Regions from separate parts of the Homo sapiens genome. Here region 2 is linked to region 1. Evidence: chromatin loops called from intact Hi-C (ENCODE). Cell type or tissue: A673. All regions are shown on one strand. Links, peaks and the distances in the headings refer to the core of each region. The heading gives the core; the rest is flanking DNA.

The links. Peaks named below come from ENCODE experiments on the same cell type or tissue, not always from the same donor. Only the 100,000 strongest peaks of a DNase experiment are listed, where the experiment ranks them.
Region 2: a loop joins it to region 1, with 8 times the contacts of the local background. A loop is called at or near these places in 47 of 110 quality-filtered maps.

The regions. Positions count from the first base shown.
Region 1 is chr20:52,373,442-52,384,226 of GRCh38, reverse strand. All of the region lies in intron 4 of LOC105372666 (a long non-coding RNA gene), which reads right to left. Among named protein-coding and RNA genes, the nearest start is that of ZFP64, 190 kb to the right of the region's middle. In A673, for the core only: CTCF peaks have their summits at 4,107 and 4,310 (motif pointing right); a DNase peak (open chromatin) is centred at 4,296.
Region 2 is chr20:52,237,426-52,248,210 of GRCh38, reverse strand. The region is part of intron 2 of LOC105372666 (a long non-coding RNA gene); the gene reads right to left. Among named protein-coding and RNA genes, the nearest start is that of ZFP64, 51 kb to the right of the region's middle. In A673, for the core only: CTCF peaks have their summits at 5,183 and 5,383 (motif pointing left); a DNase peak (open chromatin) is centred at 5,390; H3K27ac peaks cover 1,224 bases.

The sequences.
Region 1 (10,785 bases), core at 1,292-9,291:
CTTACATTAACTGTAAAAGCCACAGCAGCCTCATGAGAAGGTATCCTCCCCGTTTCACCTGTAAAGAATACGAGACTGGGCCGGGCACAGTGGCTCCCAACACTTTGGGAGGCCGAGGCAGGTGGATCACCTCAGGTCAGGAGTTTGAGACCAGCCTGAGCAACATGGTGAAACCCCTGTCTCTACTAAAAATACAAAAAATAAAAAAATTAGCTGGGCATGGTGGTGGATACCTGTAATCCCAGCTACTCAGGGAGCTGAGGCAAGAGAATTACTTGAACCTGGGAGGCAGAGGTTGCAGTGAGCCAAGATCATGCCATTGCACTCCAGCCTGGGCAACAAAGTGAGACTCCATCTCAAAAAAAAAAAAAAAAAAAAAGAAGAAGAAGAAGAAGAAGAAGAAGAAGAAGAAGAATATGAGACTCGCAGAAATTAAGTAGGTCATGAGGGGGCAGACCCAGGAAACAACCCAAGTCCTATCACTTAAATTCCACAAACGCTTCTTCTATCATTTATTCTGTACAGGTAATTAATGGTTTTCAAAGTCTTTTCACACACCTTAATTCTCTTGACATTTCTAATAATCCCATGAATAAAGTCAACTGAGTTACAGAGAGGGTAAGTAAAGTCTCTAAATGCTCACAGCTTTTAAGTGGTAGAGCTGGCATCAGAAACCAGGTCTCCAGCAAAAATATGTTTTAAATCTCCTGTTCTTTCTACATCTCATTGCCAGTATCTTAATGCAAATTCTAGTCCAGTCCAGCTCAGAATGCTCTCAGCACCTCAGCTATTCTCTAGTTAAAGTTAATATAGAGATCTTTTTTTTTAATTCTGACTATTTGTCAAAAGAAAACAAAATTAAGCTGAGAAAAGGAAGGAAATAGTAGGAGGGAAAGGGAGAGCCTGAAAGCAGAATTTTAAATATGATTAGAGGAAATATATATACCTTCTCTTCAAAGCAAGTAAGAAGGAAGGATTGGAAAAGTGGCACTGAATTTCTTCTGTCCTGGGACGCCCACCAGCACAGATGTAAAATCCTTCCCCAGCTACTTCCAGCCAAATTAAGAAAGAGTGCTGCGCCGTTGTTTGCTAACTTTCTCAAGGCAATGTTTGTCTTTTGCAAGAACCAGGAGGGTTCACACTGGGACCAGAAAGAGGGATATTAAGCGCATTTTTTAAAGCTATCTTTTTAATAAACTGTATCCATAATATCTAAGCAATTCACACTATTCCCCCACAGACTCTATGTTTCCACCCCACTGGCCCAATGGCTCAATAAAGTCACATCTTTCTGTTATTAATAAGGCAGTTCACCTCAGGTACTTCTTTAATTTCCTGTGTTTTTTTTCTCCAACGCAAAGTTAATTTACTTTATCCCTTATCCCAAGAATGATAACAGGGTTTCTATAAAAGTGAACATTCATGATCAAAGGGAAGCTTGTATTATAAACAAATTATTACAACTGGGCTCCCTTTGAAATATTTTAACTTAATTAAGCTCAAACACTTTTGGCAAAGGTTTAAAAACTTGGGAGTAATTGAAGAGCCATTTCAGTTTGGCTGGATTTTTCTTTTAACGTTGGAGTAGAGGGAGGGTAGTTTACATGGTTATAGCCTACAATGTTGCGCTGATATTGTTCTGTAGTTGCTACCTTTTTAAAACAAAAGATATTAAACAAAATTGAATTTGGGGATGATGGAATTGTTACATAGCTTGATGACAGTGGTAGTCTATATGACTGTGTACATTTGTCAAAACACATAGAACTGTACACTTTTAAAAGAGTTGAATTTTACTGTGTGTAAATCATACCTCTATAAAGCTGACTTTAAAAATTTGAATTTGGACTACTCAGCTGAGTTGAAAATATTCTCAAGACAGTTTTTGCAGTATTGTCTATAGTGGCCAAAACAAAGAAAAAAATAACTGGAATAATGAGAAAGAAAAAAATAACTAAAAAAAAAAAAAAAAAAAAAGCTGATCAGTAAGGAATTTGACTGATTTTTTAAATGACTAAAATCTATATCTATATTGACCTGGAAGACTCTGTAAAATACTATTAAATGGGGTGGGGGGGCCGTGGGGGAAAGCAAGTTGCAGAATAATGTGTTGGTAAGTGATAATACCAAAAACCAAAGAAGTGGTACAATCTCATTTAATAAATCAACAGAAAAAAATCTTGGTAAGATTAAAAGTAACTAATATTTATTGACTACTACAATGTACCATGCATGATTTTAAGCAATTAACAAGTATTGCCCTATGAAGTAGGTACTACAGAGCCATCTGAGTCTTGGGGCCAGATATGTTTTGTAAGTCAGATGCTTTGAATTTTAGAAAGTAATATAGTGCTGTATTAGTTACCTATTGCTGTAAAACAAAATGCCCAAAACTTAGCAGCTTAAAATAACGACAAAAAAAATGTATTATCTCACAGTTCCTAAGGGTCAGGAATCCGGGCAAGGCTTAGCAGCTTAGCTAGGTGGCTCCATCTCAAGAGTTCTTGACCTTGGTTACAGTCAGGATGCCACCCAGGGCTGTGGTCTCATCTGAAGGCTTGACTGGGGCTGGGAGCATCTGCTTTCAATCTCACTGAGCTGTAGCTCACCTTAATTCTTCACCACTTGAACTTTTCTACAGAGTTACCTCAGAATATGGCAGCCGACTTCCCCCAGGGCAAGCAATTCAAGAGAGGATGACAGAAGGCATCCAAGATGAAAATTACATCCCATCTAATCTAATCTTCAAAGTGCCATTCCATCACTTCTGCCATATTCTGTTCATTGGGAGAAAGCCAACAAGTCCAGCCCACATTCACAGGGAGAGTTATGTACAAGGGCATAAATACCAGGAAGAGGGGATCATCGGGGGTCATCTTGGAGGCTGCTTACCCCAGAAGCACTTACCATGGATTATCTAATCCTGCCGAGTGGGGTCTGGGATGGCAAAAACATTACTATTTCTGCATTAAAAGATCTGAACATTCTCACTAGCTGCCATAAATAATGACTATAAATAGCCTTATGTCAGTTTAGGCAGGTTCTGCTTCCAAATGAGTTATAAAAAAACTTTTGATTTTCAGAGATTTTTAGGTTTCAAAAGTATGAAAAAAGATTGGAGATCTGTATTATTATCCCTCACTCTACAGATAACAGGTGCCAGGGCACAGGGAGGTTAAATGTGTGTATATATGCTGTGTGTCTTTGTATGGGCACAGGCAACAATAGAGACCCACATACATCAAGCTCTTAACACTGGTGTTCCCATATCATTAGAAGTGGAAGGATAGAGGTTTCTATACATGTCTTCATGAAATATTACAAAATCATGCAGTAGTCCTCTTTGTAATTTTTAAATTAATAAAATACATTAATATTGAAGGGTTAAGAGGTATTTCTGCCATAAGACAAGCAGTTTACATTTATGTTACAAGAGCCAAAGACTGCACACAGAGTAATGTTCGCTTCTAACATGCAGGATTGTTTGAACCTTGCATATCATAAAATGGAAGAAAAGAGTAAGAATAACAAAAAAAAATAAGAGAAACAAAAGTGTGGTAAATTAGAGGCATTTCCTCAGCTTACATATGGTTGGGAGTAGTCAAGACAGGACAGAAATGAGCCTGCTGTTTTATAAAACACCAAAGAATGTGTTGGGGTGTAGTGGAGGAAGAATTCTGATTTGATATGATTTTCGTGTGAGTTAATGAAAAACACTGCATCATTTAAAGGTTGGCCAGCCTTAATTAGAACACAAATAGTGGTTAAACTGAAACTTTATTTCTGCCTTTTAAGCTATTCTCTCTCTTCTGGTTTGCACTGATTCTTAATCGGAATTTTGAATATGTATTAAATATTATAGGAAGGAGGGAGTTAGTCCTTTATTTCAGATTTTACTTTTTTATGATCTGTTTAAACAGATAAAAACTGACTTTAATAACTGCAAGCGATATTAGCTACAGTGAATGGCCCTACTTCTGATTCTGTATATGTTTAACAAATTAAGCATTTCGCCTTTATGATTAAAGGTAAAGTGCTTAGCCAGGCACGCGGAGAAATTCATACAATCTCCTTTAAGGGACACTGATAAGCCAAATGTCATTGGCTTCTATTGTAATACTGGAACTTTAATGTAACACCTCAATTCCAAATACATTCCCTTCAGATGGTGAAGTGGCTTTGAGACTGTGACATGGCAGACATCTTTTTTCAAAGCACATTTTCTTTTCAGGGCCCGGATAGAAAAGGAAATTTGCAGGAATGCCAACAGGGCAGCCAAGGCTGTCTTGTCATGCCTCAGCCTGCCACGAGGTGGCGATAAGCCCCAATGGCAATTACATATTTTTTATTAATAAGCCAAATGGGCATTCTCTTAAATTTGTGATATGACTATTGTAGGCCTCAAGGAACTCATTCATTCTACCACCCAAGAACCACCTTTTTCCCCAAGAGAAAAGTATGCCTGAGTGGATTTGCTTTAGCAATGTATTTTTAAGGTATAATGAAGGATGATACTAATAATAAGAGCCAACAGTTTATGCACTTGAGATGGTATGGTGTGGGTGTAAAGATCAACCACCCAACTAGGTTCAACTCCCAACTCTGCTACTTAATGGCTGTGGTGTCTTGGGCAAATTATTTGTCCTCTCTGTGTCTTAGTTTCCTCATGTATAAAACATACAATAACAGAACCTAACTCAGAAGGTTGATGGAAGGCAGTAAAGTCCTTGGAATACCGCATGGCACATAGCAAACATTTCTTAAGAGGTAACTATCATCCCTATGTGCACCCTGAGAATGGATCCTTTTCTAGCTATTACAGTGAATCCTGCCAACAACCCTGAGAGTAAGGACCAGCATTAGACCCATTTAACAGATGAGGAAACCAAAGCTAAATAAGTGAAATGAATTACCCAGGGTCCGAGTCTATGGTAGAGCTAAGACGTGAAATCATATCTACCCAACTCTAAATCATGTTCTTAACCACTATAATATATCATACAGGCCCAATATTACAAGCAATAAAAATCAAGAACTGCAGAATTCAAACTGAGAGAATAGCAATCGCACTCCTCTCCTCCCTCCAATAAAATGGGTCTTCGTCTCTCAAACATAATTCTATTTCCCTTCCTTTACATGGTTTAGCTCCCCTAAATTAAATTTTTGCCCTAACATGTATTCCTGAAACCCACAGGAGGTTATCTATAACCTACAATAACCTAAATCTTTAAAAATTTCTGAGATACAGTTTTGAGATGAATTTAAGAATCTCCCATTAAAACAAGGTTAGATTATTTAAAAGCCAAGAAAAGACGATTCCACAATTCTGCACAAGATAAAAATAGAATTCCAAGTCCTCTACCCAAAAAAACTGCACCGCCTTCCAACGGCTGGGGTTTTTTTCCTCCTGTCAGTCCTTGAAATGACCTTGGTTTAATTACCTGCATCTCAATGAGTGAATCTACATAGAAAGTGAAGGTTAATTAATGAAGGATCGTTTCTTTCTCTAAGCCCACCAGGCAGTGGCTGACAGCAAGTCTTGTCCACGCAGTATCATCCTATATCTCATTAGAAATGGTCAGATTGATGTACTCGCTTTGGACCAAGGGAAAGAAAGAAAATAGTTTACTAATGATGGCCACTTGCAGTGAGCAGTCACAAAGCTTCCCACCTGGCACCTCTAACCTTGAATGACACTGCCCCTGAATTCATAGACTCCAAAATGTTAGTCCCAGGTAGAAATGCAGAATCAATTCTAATGAGGTTCAGACACTTGTATAGCAGCTGCAGTATAGTCACACAACTCCTATATTATTATTCTCTTAACATCCCTTGTGTTTATATTATTTTTAAAAAATATATTTGTTCTAGAACAGTTGTTCTAGAACAGTTTGTCAATCTCAGCATTGATGATATTTGAGCCCGATAGTTCTCTGTTGTTGGGGGCACCCAGTGCACCGTAGGATGTGTAGCAGCATCCCTAGCCTCTACCCACTGGTTGCAACGGCCAGAGATTTCTCCAGACATTGCCAGATGTCCCCCAAAAGGCATAATTGATCCACATGGGAACCATTGGTCTAGGAAGAAATGAAATTTTTACAGTTTGTTTTAGGTTTTCATGTTGAAATAATTTCAGACTTAGAGGGAAAAAAGTTGCAAAACTAGTATACCTGTACACTCTTCACCCAGATTCCAGATTCCCAAAATGCTTCCATTTCACATAACTATAGTCCAATTATTAAAAAGCAGGAAATTAACATAAATATAATACTGTTCAGTAATTTACAGATCTTACTCAAATATAACCAAATGCCCATCAATGTCATTTCTGGTCTAAGACTCAATCCAGGATCCAAACCAAGACCCAACCCAGGACCCAAACCAAGACTCAACCAGGGATCCAAACCAAGACCCAACCAAGGATCCACACTAAGACCCAACCCAGGATCCACACCAAGATCCAACCCAGGACCCAAACCAAGACCCAACCCAGGACCCAGGACAAGACCCAACCCAGGACCCAAGACAAGACCCAACCCAGGACCCAAACCCACACCAAGACCCAACCCAGGATCCAAACCAAGACCCAACCCAGGATCAAAACCAACACCCAACCCAGGATCCACACCAAGACCCCACCCAGGACCCAAACCAAGACCCAACCCAGGACCTAAACCAAGACCCAACCCAGGATCAAAACCAACACCCAACCCAGGATCCACACCAAGACCCCACCCAGGACCCAAACCAAGACCCAACCCAGGACCTAAACCAAGACCCAACCCAGGACCCAAACCAAGACCCAACCCAGGACCCAAACCAAGACCCAACCCAGGATCAAAACCAACACCCAACCCAGGATCCACACCAAGACCCCACCCAGGACCCAAACCAAGACTCAACCCAGGACCTAAACCAAGACCCAACCCAGGACCTAAACCAAGACCCAACCCAGGACCTAAACCAAGACCCAACCCAGGATTCAAAGCACATCCACGCCAGGATTGTGTGCAGTTGTCATGCCTCCTTAGTCTCCTCCAATCTGTGACAGGTTCTCAGTCTTCCTTTGTCTCTCAGGACCTCAACATGATCAAAGAGCACTGACCAGCTACTTTGTAAAATATCTCTCGGTTTACATTTGTCTGATGTTTACTCATGATTAGCCTGAAGTCAACAATTTTTGACAGTGGTGCTGCGCCTTCTCAGTGCCTCATATCAGGGGTGTTTAATGTACTATTAACTTTGGTCTCTTGATGAAAGCAGTGTCAGCCTCTTCTCCACTGTAAAGGTATTATTTCTTCCTTTGTACTAAATAGTGCCTTCTGGGGAGATTCTTTTAGTCTATGAGACTATGCAAATATCCTGTTTCTCACCTTAATTTTACCCACTAATTTTAGCATTCACTGATGATTCTTGCCTGCAATAATAATTACTGTGGTGTTGGCCAAATGGTGACTTTCTATTTCTGTCATTCAGAATTTATAATTGGAATTCCACTGTAAGGAATAGCTGGTTTTTCTCTCCCCATCTTAAAGTTATTTTTAAAGGAAGTTGTATCTCACTACCATAAATGAAAAACCAGAATTAAAATAATTTTATGATAAATAATAACAGTAAAAAATGAATTCAATGAAAAAAAATTCCAATTTCTAACTGGCTATTATAGCCTTTAAATCTCCCTATCTGAAGTCTCATTTCTCTTTGTTAAAAAGAGAAAAAGCATTAGAAAAGCATTTAAGAAAACCTACTAGAATAAAACTGAACTTCTCCTTGACATATAATCAGAAGGACTGGAAGACATTTAGAAATGGAATCACTATGCAATTCAACAATATTTGGTGTTGGACCTAAATATCACCTAGAGTCTTCTCAATTTACTCCAGTGGTGTGTGACCTGACTTTCGGGAAAACTAGCTAGCTTCTGCCATTTCCAGATGAAGTAACTGAGGTCCACAGAAGGTAAGTTACCTGTTTGATAGTCATTGATAGAGGGTTTTTGCTGCAAGGAACAGTAGTAACTCAAAGAAGCCTAAGAGACAAGTGCTGGGGGTGAAGTGGGTTGGTAGGTGGAGATTTGTTATCAGCATGGTAGTGTGTCTCAGAAAACCCAATGGTAAGATTGCAGCCAGACGAGGGAGGAACTCGAATCTGGAAAAGAACTGTGACCAGGGCCTCTGCCTGTCATTTCTGCTTTTCTCTGTGCATCTGTTTTATTTTTCTTTCCCTGTATCCCTCTCTCCCTTCTGTATCTCACTCTCCCTTCTATATCTCATAGCTATCTAAGCTTCTCAGTTCACATAGCAAAATATGGCAACCACAGGACAACCAAGTCACCACACCACACTCGGAATTCTCATTAGGTCTCCCTGGGTCCCAAAGCTAAACTCCTGAAAAGGAGAATCGGATTGGCCCAACTTAGGCCAGGAGAACACCCTTGGTCCAATCAGCTATATGAAGGAGCAGCATCACTTAATTCAAACATCCCTCAACAGGAACAGCAAAGCAAGTTTGTGTATCCAAAGGGCAGGAAAACTGGTTTCTCAATCACCAGTCCAGTTTCTTAAAATATTTTCCCAGCATCAGTCATTGGTATATCAGCCACCCACATACCACCTGTCCTAATTTGTCTTTATACTTTTTTCTTTGACCTGAATCAAATAAAAGCATTAAGTCAGGAAACTTATGATAGTGTGACCATAAATAGGAGAATCCAATTTTTTTTCTAATACTCATTAAAATACATACATATTACTAAAACCAAGAATGCACATCCTGGTATTGGATAAAAGCTCCAATGTTATGCATCCCCTGCTTCTGTGAATGCTCGGCACTCTATCCTTTGGAGTCTCTGTCCTCTGTTTATTACGTCCCCTGGAGCCAAAACATTCTATGTTCAAATCATTCCATTTTCAATCCATCCTGGCCTTATTCTTCCTAAAATTAAATTTTTCTGACTTGGAGAGTTGCACATCGTTGAAAAATTGACTTTTGATGTTTCTTTGAGCTCTTCACACCATTTTTTTTTTTTTAAATAAACCCTGCCCCGTTTTTTACTTGTTTTTACTGGTGTTGCCTCCAAGCCCTAAGGCAGCGGGAGGGGGGGTTCTTAAGGGTGGATTTGGTACATGTTTTCAGCTTCAGTTTTAAAGGTCCATGCAGATAATTACCTAATACGTACTTTGGAAGGTCCAAAGTTCTGAGGATAAATGAGGAGACCTTGAGCTTGCCCTCAAGGAGGAGCCCTCAGGATCTTGAGCAGGGACAGAAACCAAAGTAGATGGCCACAGAGAGCACGATGAGTGCTCCGTGGAGGTCCAACTGCCCCACTCCCCACCAGGGAGTGAAAGCAAAGGGGCACTTAGTCCATCCGAGAAATCTGGGCAGGCTTCATGGAGGACAGGGCACCCAAGCTGAGACTGAAGGAATTGCGGAAGGCTGGAAAAACCAAGATGAGGAGAGAGCACCCTAAAGAGGAAAGATCTGTCTGAGTGAAATAAAACAGGAAAGAACCGTGCAGCCAAGGGAGCAGCTGGTGCTGCCAGAGGATCGACTCAAGGGCGAAGTGAAGTGGGGTGAGGCTGGAGATGTCTCCAGGCTCAGCTTGAAAGCTATACTGGAAGAGGTATCTTTAAATTTAAATTAAAAAAAAAAATCAACACGGCACCTAGAGAGAGGCCAGGAGAGGAGACCCGGGAATAAAGAACGGGAGGAGGATTCTCAAAACCTGTGCTCAGAAACACTGGTCCTCATGATGTTCACTGATGTCACCAAATATGTTTGGGAAACACTAGACTAGATTTTTTTTCTTTTTCTTTTTTTCTTTCTTTCTTTTTTTTTTTTTTTTTTTTTTGTGAGACGGAGTTTCGCTCTTGTTGCCCAAGCTGGAGTGCAATCGTGCAATCTTGGCTCACTGCAACCTCTACCTCCTCCCAGGTTCAAGCGATTCTCCCGCCTCAGCCTCCCGAGTAGCTGAGATTACAGACGCCTGCCACCATGCCTGGCTAATTTTTGTATTTTTAGTAGAGACAGCGTTTCACCATGTTAGCCAGGCTGGTCTCAAACTCCTGATCTCAGGTGATCCGCCTGCCTCTGCCTCCCAAAGTGCTGGGATTACAGGCGTGAGCCACTGCGCCTGGCCGACTAGATTTTTTTCTAATGCGACGAATGCAAGACTTCTCAGAGCCCAAGACATGGACACACCCTGTGAATGTCTAAGTGTGGGTAAAGCTTTTCCCAGACTCTCAAGCCCTCACTGCTCAGAGTGCACTCAGAGGCAGCTGCAATGGGCTCACCTGGGAGAGAGTCGGTAAGAAATGCAGAATCTCCATTTTCATCAGATCCCCAGGGGATTCCTGTGAATACGAACGTGAAGGGAGCAGGCACTGGCCTCCATCATGTTAAAATGCAGATTCAAATGTCATTGGTCTGGGATGAGGCCTGAGAATCTGCATTTCTAACTTTGCATAACAAGATTCTAAGCCATAAACACTTTGGTTTAAAGACAATCTCTGGTGACGAATGTTCTGCAAGAAGAGTCAACCCTCTTGGAAAAGTGGAAGACATCACCCAACTATCAGCAATCTATTCCCTGACCATTTTGCATTTGGAAACAAAGAGAATTACAAGGAATCCATGTTAGTCTCTGCTGAAAAGATGTTGTAGTTTAGTTGGAAAACTAATACTTAATGACGAGAAATAACTCATGAACAATAAAATTACATATTATAATTTTTTTTTCAGCAAGTCTTTATTGAGCTTCTACTACGGGCTATCTCTATTTGATGG
Region 2 (10,785 bases), core at 822-8,821, 140 kb after region 1:
TTCATTTTTACTGAGGCTGCATAATTTTTCATATACTTATTTTTCTATGAATTGCCTGAGGATATTAAATTTTGTTACCATAGCCAATGCCCATAGAGGCATTTGTTCAGTGTCAACTTACATCAAAAGTGCCTCTCCCAGCCTCTTCTCTCACCACTCTGCTCATGCACCCATCCTAAAGTCAAGAATCAGAGTTGTAAGCAACAGAAACCACCTCTGGCTACTTTGAGTGGAAATGGAATTTAATAAAGGATATTTTGTGATCAGACAATCCCCATGAGAAACAGAGAACCAGCTCAGCCAGGAAACAAATCCAAAAGCTCCTGAAGAACTACCTCATGAAACACCAAGGAGCCCCTCTAGACTCAGATCCGGGGGCTTGCACCACCTGCATCACCGTGTGGCTCTGAACACCACCACGAAAGCCCCTGGAGCTGCTGGATCCAGGACCTGGGTGGAGCTCCCACAGCACTCCCCAGCATGGGTCCCACATGGTGCCTGCTTCAGCTCACCAGCAAGAAGCTCAGGGTCTGGGGTGGGGTGTCTGGCTGTAGCTGCGCCCTAGCTGCAAGAGAGGCTGGGAAGGTGAGCCTCTGCCTGCTACAATGGATGACAAAGACATCTGGGACATTTTCCAAGCCTAGGAAAAATGCACACACACACACACAAAACAGAGGTTTGAACAACCAGAAGAAATAGCAAATGTACAATTCTTAAGGACCAGATCCATGTCTATGACACCTTTAGATGTTCAGAAGCTTCCATCTGTTCTATCCAAGTCAGGAAATCTGGAGTTCCTCCTCATCTACCCCTAATACATCAATTATCTCCCTTTTATAAATGCTGATTCCTCTCTCTAAAATGGTCTCTCTTCTGACTGTCAAAATGTTGGTCCAAACTACACTCCATTAAAAATTAAACTTAAAATATATTGTAGAATCTGAAGCTTCAAACTGTATCCCATGAGAAAAAAAACAACCTGTTTTCTGCTTCTTGCTACATTTCGAAGGAGACATTTGACTCATTCTTATGTGGAGGATGACTTTCCCCAGGATGGAAGACAAACATTCTCAAACAGACATGGTCCCTGTCCTCCTGGTACCTACAATACTAAAAAGGAAAAAAAAAAAAAAAAAAAAAAAAAGTTTGGAGCTTCCTGTAAGCGAAGCCCTGAAGGTTCCAGGAGGTTTGGGCACCTGGAAAGGGCATGGAAGCTGAGTGCCCCTTCCCACATTCCTTGCCCTATCCATCTCTTCATCTGGTGTTCATCGATATCCTTTGTAATGTCCTTAATAGTAAACCGGAAAACATGTACACCTAACAGCATGGTAAGGAAGCCCCAGAAGGATGTTTCTAAAGACCATGAGGGAGTCTGAAACCTGAAATCACGCCAAGGACTCTCTGCTTCCCTTTCACTTGGGGTGTCTACCTGATGCTGCCACAACCAATTGAAACATAACATTAATAACAAAATTAGTTTTTTTGTAACTTTAAAAAAAAGTGCTTAATGAATGAACAGGAACTTCTTCCTTAATCCAGAATTCTTCCAGCCATTCCTTTCCATTTTTTTCTGCACTGCAGCGATGGAGGCCTGTGATGAAAAATCACCTAATGGTGTTGATTGATAACTTGACAAGTGTAGACAGATATAAACATGTTTTGATACAGGCATTCAATTTGCTTGACTTTCTCTTTGCCGCACTGGATGGTGTCTCCCAGAAATGGTGATTGGGCATCTATGTGTCTCAAAGACCAAACTATCTCTGCCCTTGAAGAAGGAGGATCTACTTTTATAACATTAGCAATCAGAGCTCCATTTGAATGGGCAATCAGGCCCTTTCCAGAGAGCTCTGGGTGGTGTTGGGGAGGGCTTCTGTACCCATTCTTGTCAGCAGGATGGGACCCCCAGGAGGTATTTCCAAAGCTGGGATGTGTGGACCCTGTGTATTATAAAAATTTTATTTTTATAACTTTTTTTAATATTATAAAATATGCATTGGAAAAATCCAAATATTATAATATTTGTAATATTATAAAATATGCACTGGAAAAGAAATACACCACAAGAAGAGTAGTGGTTGTCTTGGTGAGGTTAAATTAATAAGATTTTTACATTGTTTTTATTTCTTTAATCTTCTACTATACCACTGCCCCCTCTCTCCCTTCATCTTCACTAGTGGAGGATCTGCCCAGCTTTCAAGACACATCTGCTCTCTCTCTTTCCTTCCTCCCCATTTATTTGTTCTCTCTCTCATTCTCCTCTCTCATTCTCTTCTCTTTCCTATTCATTTTCAAATCAATATCTCTTCCCCCTCCTCTCTCATTTACTTTGTCTCTCTCCCATCCATCCTCATTTTTCCTACCCAGCTTAGCAACTCACAAGACCTCTGGCCAGCTCCACTGTCTCTGGCTTGCATGGCCTGGGATTAGATTTAATTGTGTATTCATCTCATCTCTGCTGGTGCTGCTGCCCTCTTTGTGGGCACAGACTCTATTTAACTCATTTTTAATTTCAAGCCATGAGTAACATAGCAGCTTACACAGGTTAGGTACTCAACAAATGTTCACAGATTTGAATTCTCATGTTGTCTTTAACCAAGGAAGGTTTACCTTATCAGATTAATGGTCTCCAATGCCACTTCTAAGAAATTGAATCTGCTTGAACCTAGCAATATCCTTGAAACTAGGGCTTGAGGTTTTCCATGAAATCCACACGTGGCACCACGGAAGTTGTCCCACCTCCTCACAGGCATCAGGTGAGTCCTCATGAAAATTTCCGTAACTGTCTCCCAGGTCATAACTTTAGTAAGTTATTCCTGGTTTTAAGAAATGAGAAAGCTGGGCGCGGTGGCTCACGCCTGTAATCCCAGCACTTTGGGAAGCTGAGGTGGGCGGATCATCTGAGGTTGGAAGTTCGAGACCAGCCTGACCAACATGGAGAAACCCCATCTCTACTAAAAATACGAAATTAGCTGAGTGTGGTGGCGTGTGCCTGTAATCCCAGCTACTGGGGAGGCTGAGACAGGAGAATTGCTTGAACCCAGGAGGCAGAGGTTGCAGTGAGCCAAGATTGTGCCATGGCACTCTAGTCTGGGCAACAACAGCAAAGCTCCATCCCAAAAAAAAAAGAAAAAAAGGAAAGAAAGAAATGAGAAAATATGGTTCTGAGGATAGAAATGCTGACCAAAAATGTAAACCTGCCCTGTGATCAAGAGACTCCGCTAGAGATTCTACAGACACACCCACAGGTGTGTAAACATGGATGTCTCTTGCAGAGCTGTTAAAAATATCCAACAAGTGGGCCTGGCACAGTGGCTCACGCCTGTAATCCCAGCACTTTGGTAGGCCAAGGCGGGTGGATGGCTTGAGCTCAGGAGTTCAAGACCAGCCTGGCCAACATGGCGAATCCCTATCTCTACAAAAAATATAAAAATTAGATAGGCATGGTGGCACACACCTGTTGTCCCAGCTACATGGGAGACTGAGGCAAGAGAATCATTTGCTTCCTAGAGGTGGAGGCTGCAGTGACCTGAGATCGTGGCACTGCACTCCAGCCCGGGCAAGAGAGTAAGACTCTGTCTCAAAAAAAATATGTGTGTGTGTGTGTGTGTGTGTGTGTGTGTATGTGTATGTATATATGTGTGTATATATGTATATATATGTGTGTGTATATATATATATATATATATATATATAGAGAGAGAGAGAGAGAGAGAGAGAGAGAGAGAGAGAGAGAGACAGAACAAGTGGCTCCACCTTCAATCCCTCAATCCCTGGTTAAATAAATGAAAGAACATCCATACAGACTATAGAATATTCTTCAATAGTTACAAAGAATGAGCTAGACCTACAGGTAGTGAAATGAAGAGACGGCCAACACACAATTGTTCACTAAGGAAAGCAATATATCAATATATAGACTATGATTCCATCAGAAAAAAATAATAAAAACTAGAGGTTTCCTTTTCAACTACACATGTGCACAGGAAATGTCTTAAGATACACATTTAAATCTGAACAGTGACTATTCTGGGGAAGGAAGAGGATTTGCAGGAAAGAATGAAGAGGAACTATCATTTTTGACTCTATGTTAAGAATTATATTATGAAATGCTTACGGTTTGAATTTTTATAAAAACATGTTTCTGTAATATAGGTGTAATTATAAAAATTAAAAAAGAATGGGAATTTCAGGACAAAGTTAGAGAATTCCCAAATATGTTAATGAAGTCTTTTGTACAAGAACATGAAATAAATGTATATTGATAAAATGCAGACATGTATTAGGTTTAAATAACTTTGACATGTCTGCGTTATATCAATATCATAATTACAGCCTTAACCTAAAACTGTTTAAGAAAAATGTAATGCAGTGAAATAACATAAATTGAGAAAATCCTGTTATTTTTTCTGAAAATTAGAGGGAAAGTCACAATTTGTTTTTAAAGGTAGTGTAGACCAGTGTGGTTTTAAGAATACCAACATCTGCCAGGCACGGTGGCTCACAACTGTAATCCCAGCACTTTGGGAGGCCAAGGCAGGCAGATCACCGGAGGTCAAGAGTTCAAGATCAGCCTGGTCCAACATGGTGAAACTCCATCTGTACTAAAAAATACAAAAATTAGCCAGGCGTGGTGGCAGGTGCCTGTAATCCCAGTTACTCAGGAGGCTGAGGCAGGAGAATCGCTTGAACCCTTGGAGGTTGCAGTGAGCCGAGATCATGCCACTGCACTCCAGCCAGGGCAACAAGAGTGAAACTCTATCTCAAAAATAAATAAATAAATAAATAAATACTATCATCTCATACAGCATAGTTTGAGAAACCAGAGGGAAAAGAGAAAGGTAATGAGTCTAGAAAAACTAGAATCAAAGAAATGTAGGCCATGACTATTGTGGAGACAATATGAGCTTAAGAGACCGAAATCCTGAAAAACAAACTGAAAGACTCTCCTGTAAATTGTTTTAGATAACAAAAGCCACCCTGGAAAAAGTGACAGGATCACCCACCCAGAGCCACACTCCCTCTCTTTGTCTTTTCACATAAGATCTAAACAGACAATATTAATATTTACAATAAATTTTCTTCATGAGGTAACATATAAAGAGAAACAACAGTCAAAAGACCTCTGGGATTACAATAATTTAAACTTATGTCTTTTGCTTCTATTGTACCATAATACCGCTGGGACTGTATACATATTGAAAGATTCAGGGTCATGTATACTTCTTAAAGTGAAGTTTCACACATATAAGCTGAAAATAAAACAATGTCTGGGAGGAAATTTCATAACATGCTCAACAAGAATCATATCAGAATTCATCATCTTATAGCCTTTTTTATTTTTATAAAAAGAAAAAGAACGTTAAATACACAACTAAATAGCGCCCTCTAGTGGAATATATTGTTTATACAAAATACTCAGAATTTGACCTATTTCCAGAAAATATTGCATCTCACATTTGGTATGGATAAAACAGACTATGCTTAGAATGTATTGCTTTAAATCACAACTTTCTTTGTTAAGGTCATTATTTTTTTAAGTGTTTATTCTTTTCAGCTATTAAATGCAATTTTGGTCAGTCTTTAAAATATCGTTTTCATCTCAAATCACATCAAAACTGGAACCACAATCACTTTTCTTATTAAAATACCACCCTTTGTTTAGAAATCCTTGAATGCAAGCATGACCCCAAATGATTGTAAGATGGGAACACATCTACCCCCTCTTAAATACTTCTTAAATATTTATCTTTTTTGGGCTTCGGCAAAAATCTGCTGATGTCATCTTGTGGCCTGATGCAGATGACAATAACAACCAAATTAAAATCCCTCTCTAGGCAGAATGGAGAGATTCTGAGAAAGCCTGCTGCAGCATAATCTCAAAAAAGCACCCAGGACTGGCGATCTTTACATAACCATTCATCATAGTTGGTCTCTGTTTATACCACCTGAGTGAAGTTCGGGAAAAGATTTTTACTTTTTATTTTATTTTATATTTTTTGAAATGAAGTCTCACTCTGTCACCCAGGCTGGAGTGCAGTGGCACGATCTCGGCTCACTGCAACCTCCATCTCCCAGTTTCAAGCCTCAGCCTCCAGAGCAGCTGGGATTACAGGTGTATGCCACCATGCCTGGCTAATTTTTGTATTTTTAGTAGAGACAGGGTTTCACCATGTTGACCAGGCTGGTCTCAAACTCCCGACCTCAAATGATCCGCTCGCCTCAGCCTCCCAAAGTGCTGGGATTAAAGGCATGAACCACTGCGCCTGACATGGAAAAGATTTCTAAACTTAGCATGTGGAGAAGGTTCAACATATGATCAGAAAAGTCAGCAACAGGAAGTATCACAAAACAAGGTTCTCAAACAAACACAGAAACATTGGACTTTTTGAACAAGGAGAGCATTTAGAGTTACCCAATATCTCACCATCATAATTTTCATCATATTAACATCCCATGTGTCCGTTTACTGACTTAATGTTTGTCTTTAACCAGCTGGACTTTAAATAAAGGAGGGCTAAGATCATATTTCATATATAGACACTAGCAATAAAAATAAATAAAATATTTTAAAACAGTATTATTACATGCCAGATACTATAGTTTGGATTGAAGACTGCTTTCTTCTGTTAAAAGAGGAAGATTAAAAGAGAAGAGAGGAGTCTGGGTTAAAAGAGCACCCGATGGAGACTTTCTTGTCAATATATATGGAGGGCTGACTGAGACATGAGAACACTTCCTCCCTGTGATTCCCTGCTATTTAAAGCGAGTGTCCATGTGGCACCAAAATCATCTCCCATATTGGCAGGTCTCTGTCTCACACTTTAGGAAGCATTAATCAAACTCCCACTTCTCATATGATTCATGGAAAAAATATAACTCAAGAAGGGAAAGTGCGTGCCCACAGTCCCTATAACAGACATGGTGCCTGGCTCACAGCCCCTAAAAGGACTTTCCATTTTACTAGGCAGGTGCAAAAGTAATGGTAAAAATCGCAATTACGTTTGCACCAACCTAATAGTATTCACTAGGGTAGTTCCCTCTGCCAGCGTCCCTTCTCTTTGCTGAAGGAGTTTCCCTGGTGGCAGGAACCCACTCTGCTCATGCACTCAGGGCAAGCCAAAAGTCTGGGAGAATTAACATCCCCAGGAACAGCTCTCAACCAATGACTAACAGGACTGGGGTGTAAATACCCCAGCTCCCTCTCCCACTTGGTGGGAGAGGTGGGAGGGGCATGCTTTCCACATTCACTTGGGATTAAACTCCAGTTACCCACAGTGGTAACTTGCTTAATAGTGCACCCTTTCTTGGCTCACTACTAGTCTAACATCCCTACTCCTTTATGGGTGTTTCCTGGGATTACCACCCAATAAACTAGTTGTACTCAAATTTGTGTCTCCTCTACCTCTGAGGAATCCCAAATTAAAACAAGTAGCAAATTAGCAGTACAGTTCTTTTTTTTTTATTTTTTTTTTCCAGAGATAAGACCTAGCTCTGTTGCCTAGGCTGGAGTGAAGTGACCATTATAGCTCACTGCAGCCTCAAACTCCTGGATTCAAGCTATCCTCCTACCTCAGCCTCTCCAGTTGCTGAGACTACAGGTGCACATCACGACACCCCTGGCTGATTTTATTTTTAGTAGAGATGAGGTCTCACTATGTTACCCCAGCTGGTCTCAAACCCCTGTCCTCAAGCGATCCTCCCACCTGGGCCTCCCAAAGTGCTGGGATTGCAGGTATGAGCTGGCCAAGAGTCAGTTCTTAAACCCAGTTTTTCCACCTCCAAGTCTAGGATTATTTTTTTCTCTCTTTGCCAAGGTGTTTGGACTAACCAAGCCATCTCTAAAAAGATGGTGGCTTAAAATTATGATTATGCCAACTATAGGGTGACCAACCATTCTGGTTTGCCCAGGACTATGGGTTCCCAGGGAGTGGGACTTTCAGTGCCAATACCAGGAAAGTCCTGAGGAAACTAGGAACAGTGCCAATCACCATAACCAGCTACTTCTTTTCCCTCGGGGTAGAGGACCCCAGTTTCCAGTTCAGAGACCCTGGACCTCCCATATTTAATAAATAGGCTCAATCCATAAAACATCACTTCAATAGTTAAGCATTTGGGATTCACCCAAAGTGCAGTACTCAGCATTCAGGTAGCAGACACAATGGTTCCACTCTCTGCTAGTGATGTGTTTGTTTTAGCGTATATTAGGAAAAAATTTAGCACAAAAAATCTTTGATTTTGTAGACATCCTTGTGAAACAAGATGCCAAGATTGGAATTAAGCTTGATTTTTTTAGTTAATTTAATGAAAAACAAAATAATAGTACGCATTTATATATCGATGGCAAAAAAATCTTTGACTGAAAACTTGGAGAAATTTGACTACAGATAATACTAAAATCCTTTCTAACTTGTTACATAAATTAAATTTGATTATTTAATCTGATAAGCAGATATCCAACTGATTATGTCCTTAAGTGACCATTCCTCTTAACCTATTGAAGACAAAAATTACCATCTGTCAGCCAGCATGGTGCTGTGTGTCTGTAATTCCAGCTACTCAGAAGGCTGAGGCAGAAAGGTCGCTTAAGGCTAGGAGTTCAAGTCTAGCCTGGGCTGTAGCAGGCTACAGCAAGGTGTAGCAAGATCTTATCACTTAAAAAAAAATTACTATTTGTCAAGATTACAGACAAATGAATCCAGTGGTCTTTACCAGGTGGCACATAACAAAAATACATTTCAATTACTCTGTTTAAGGGGCCCTTGCTATATGAGGCTGGAAAAATTAAATCACAGATAAACTGCTGGGTGCCCATCACTAGACTAAGCTTGTTTTTTCAGAAAATATGTCCCAAGCACACAACCCTTGTGCCAAACATTCCGCCTGGTCTTTTATCCAACCATGAGAACAGCAAACACAACCCCTGCCTCGGGGAGTTTACAACCAAGAAGGCAATAGACATTAACTGAGCAATTACATAAATAAATATGCAATTATTATAATCAAATAAAAAAATCTTTAGCATGCTATGTTCATTTATGAAGGAAAATGTACCTTTATTTTCTATAACTGATCTTAATCTTGCTCTTTGACCCCTGGGTCAATGGGGTGGGCAGATGGGATGGGTAGAAATAGAAATTTAAATTTGCCAATTAAGGCATCTCAGTCTCTTCTTGTTTACATACAGTATCTTTTGGCTTAAAATAGAACCTTTCAAGTAACTTTTTATCTTTTGACTAATTTTCTCCCCAACCTACTTTCTGAGATTACTTTCCTCTCTGTAAAGAAGTTTGGTTCTTTCAAAAATTGCCAGGCATGGTGGTGCATGCCTATAATCCCAGCTCCTCAGGAGGCTGAGGCAGAAAGATCCCTTGAGCCCAGGAGTTCAAGACCAGCCTGGGAAACATAGTGATACCCTATCCTGTTTTTAAAAAAAAATCAATAACCTGTGAAGGGACCCTGGTGATCACTTCCTATGGTCCTTCCTTTCTTGTTACTGGGGTTGCCCCTGCTCCTCTCTGCTCCCCATTTCTGCCCCAGGCTCATGGTCCTGGCCCTCTGCATGCCCATCACCTACAGTCTCAGAAACAGAGGCCACACCCTACATACAGCAGGATTACGAATTTAAACTCTACCACTCAAGTAACAAGTAGAGCTTCTTTGTTCTCCATAACTGGCATCTTCTCCCTCTAGAGCCTCCTCCCCTGTATGGTAACCATGAACCACGTGTGACTATTTCCATTTACACTGTAATCAATTAAAATTAAAGAAAATTAGAAATTCAGTGTCTCATTGCATGAGCCCTATTTCAAGTGTTCAGTAAAACTGACCCATGTGGCTAGTGGCTACCACATTGAACAGGGCAGATATAGACCATGATCATCCTCACAGAAAGTTCAACTGGACAGCGCAGGTCTGGAGCCCAGAGGAAGTAAAAACAAACTTGCCCATTAAGGCATTTCAGTCTCTTCTGGAGACTTCAAAAGATTTCAAAGAATCTTTTGAGCAAACTTTTTTTAGGTTTCTCTTCACTCCTCTTCCAACAGAGGGTGCCTGCATTGAAGTCTCCCAGGAATTCACAAAAGTAGTATGACATCCAAGGGCTGGATGGCCACAACCCTAGAACTAGGGGAACTGAGGTCAGAGTTTCTCCAGATCCCCTGGAACAAGGAAGCCTCCGGATGACAATGTTATGCCCGTTTTCTAAGTGAGAATAGTGTTGCCAAGAACTTAAACTATTTGTCCAGTCATGAAGCCCAGAAGGAGTGGAGTCAGGATTCAAACCAGGTCTCCTCCTGTGAGACCTCAGCTCTCCCCATCCCATCCCATTGCCTCCTTACTGCTCCACAGTGCAATACATCTCCTTGCTCAAAGGCATGACCCACCGAAGTTTTGGTGGACCACTGCAAAAATCTTCACTGGGGAACCCAAGGGGTGGATGGTCAGCATCCTCATCAAACCCAACTAGAGCTGTTGTTCTGAGGGCTCTTCAACCAATTTTCTAGTGTTAAGGAACTTTATTTTTTTTATTTATTTACTTTTTATTTATTTTTTTTTTTTTGAGACAGAGTCTTGCTCTGTCGCCCAGGCTGGAGTGCAGTGGCGCGATCTCGGCTCACTGCAAGCTCCACCTCCTGGGTTCACGCCATTCTTCTGCCTCAGCCTCCTGAGTAGCTGGGACTATAGGTGCCCGCCACCATGTCTGGCTAATTTTTTGTATTTTTTAGTAGAGACGGGGTTTCACCATGTTAGCCAGGATGGTCTCGATCTCCTGACCTTGTGATC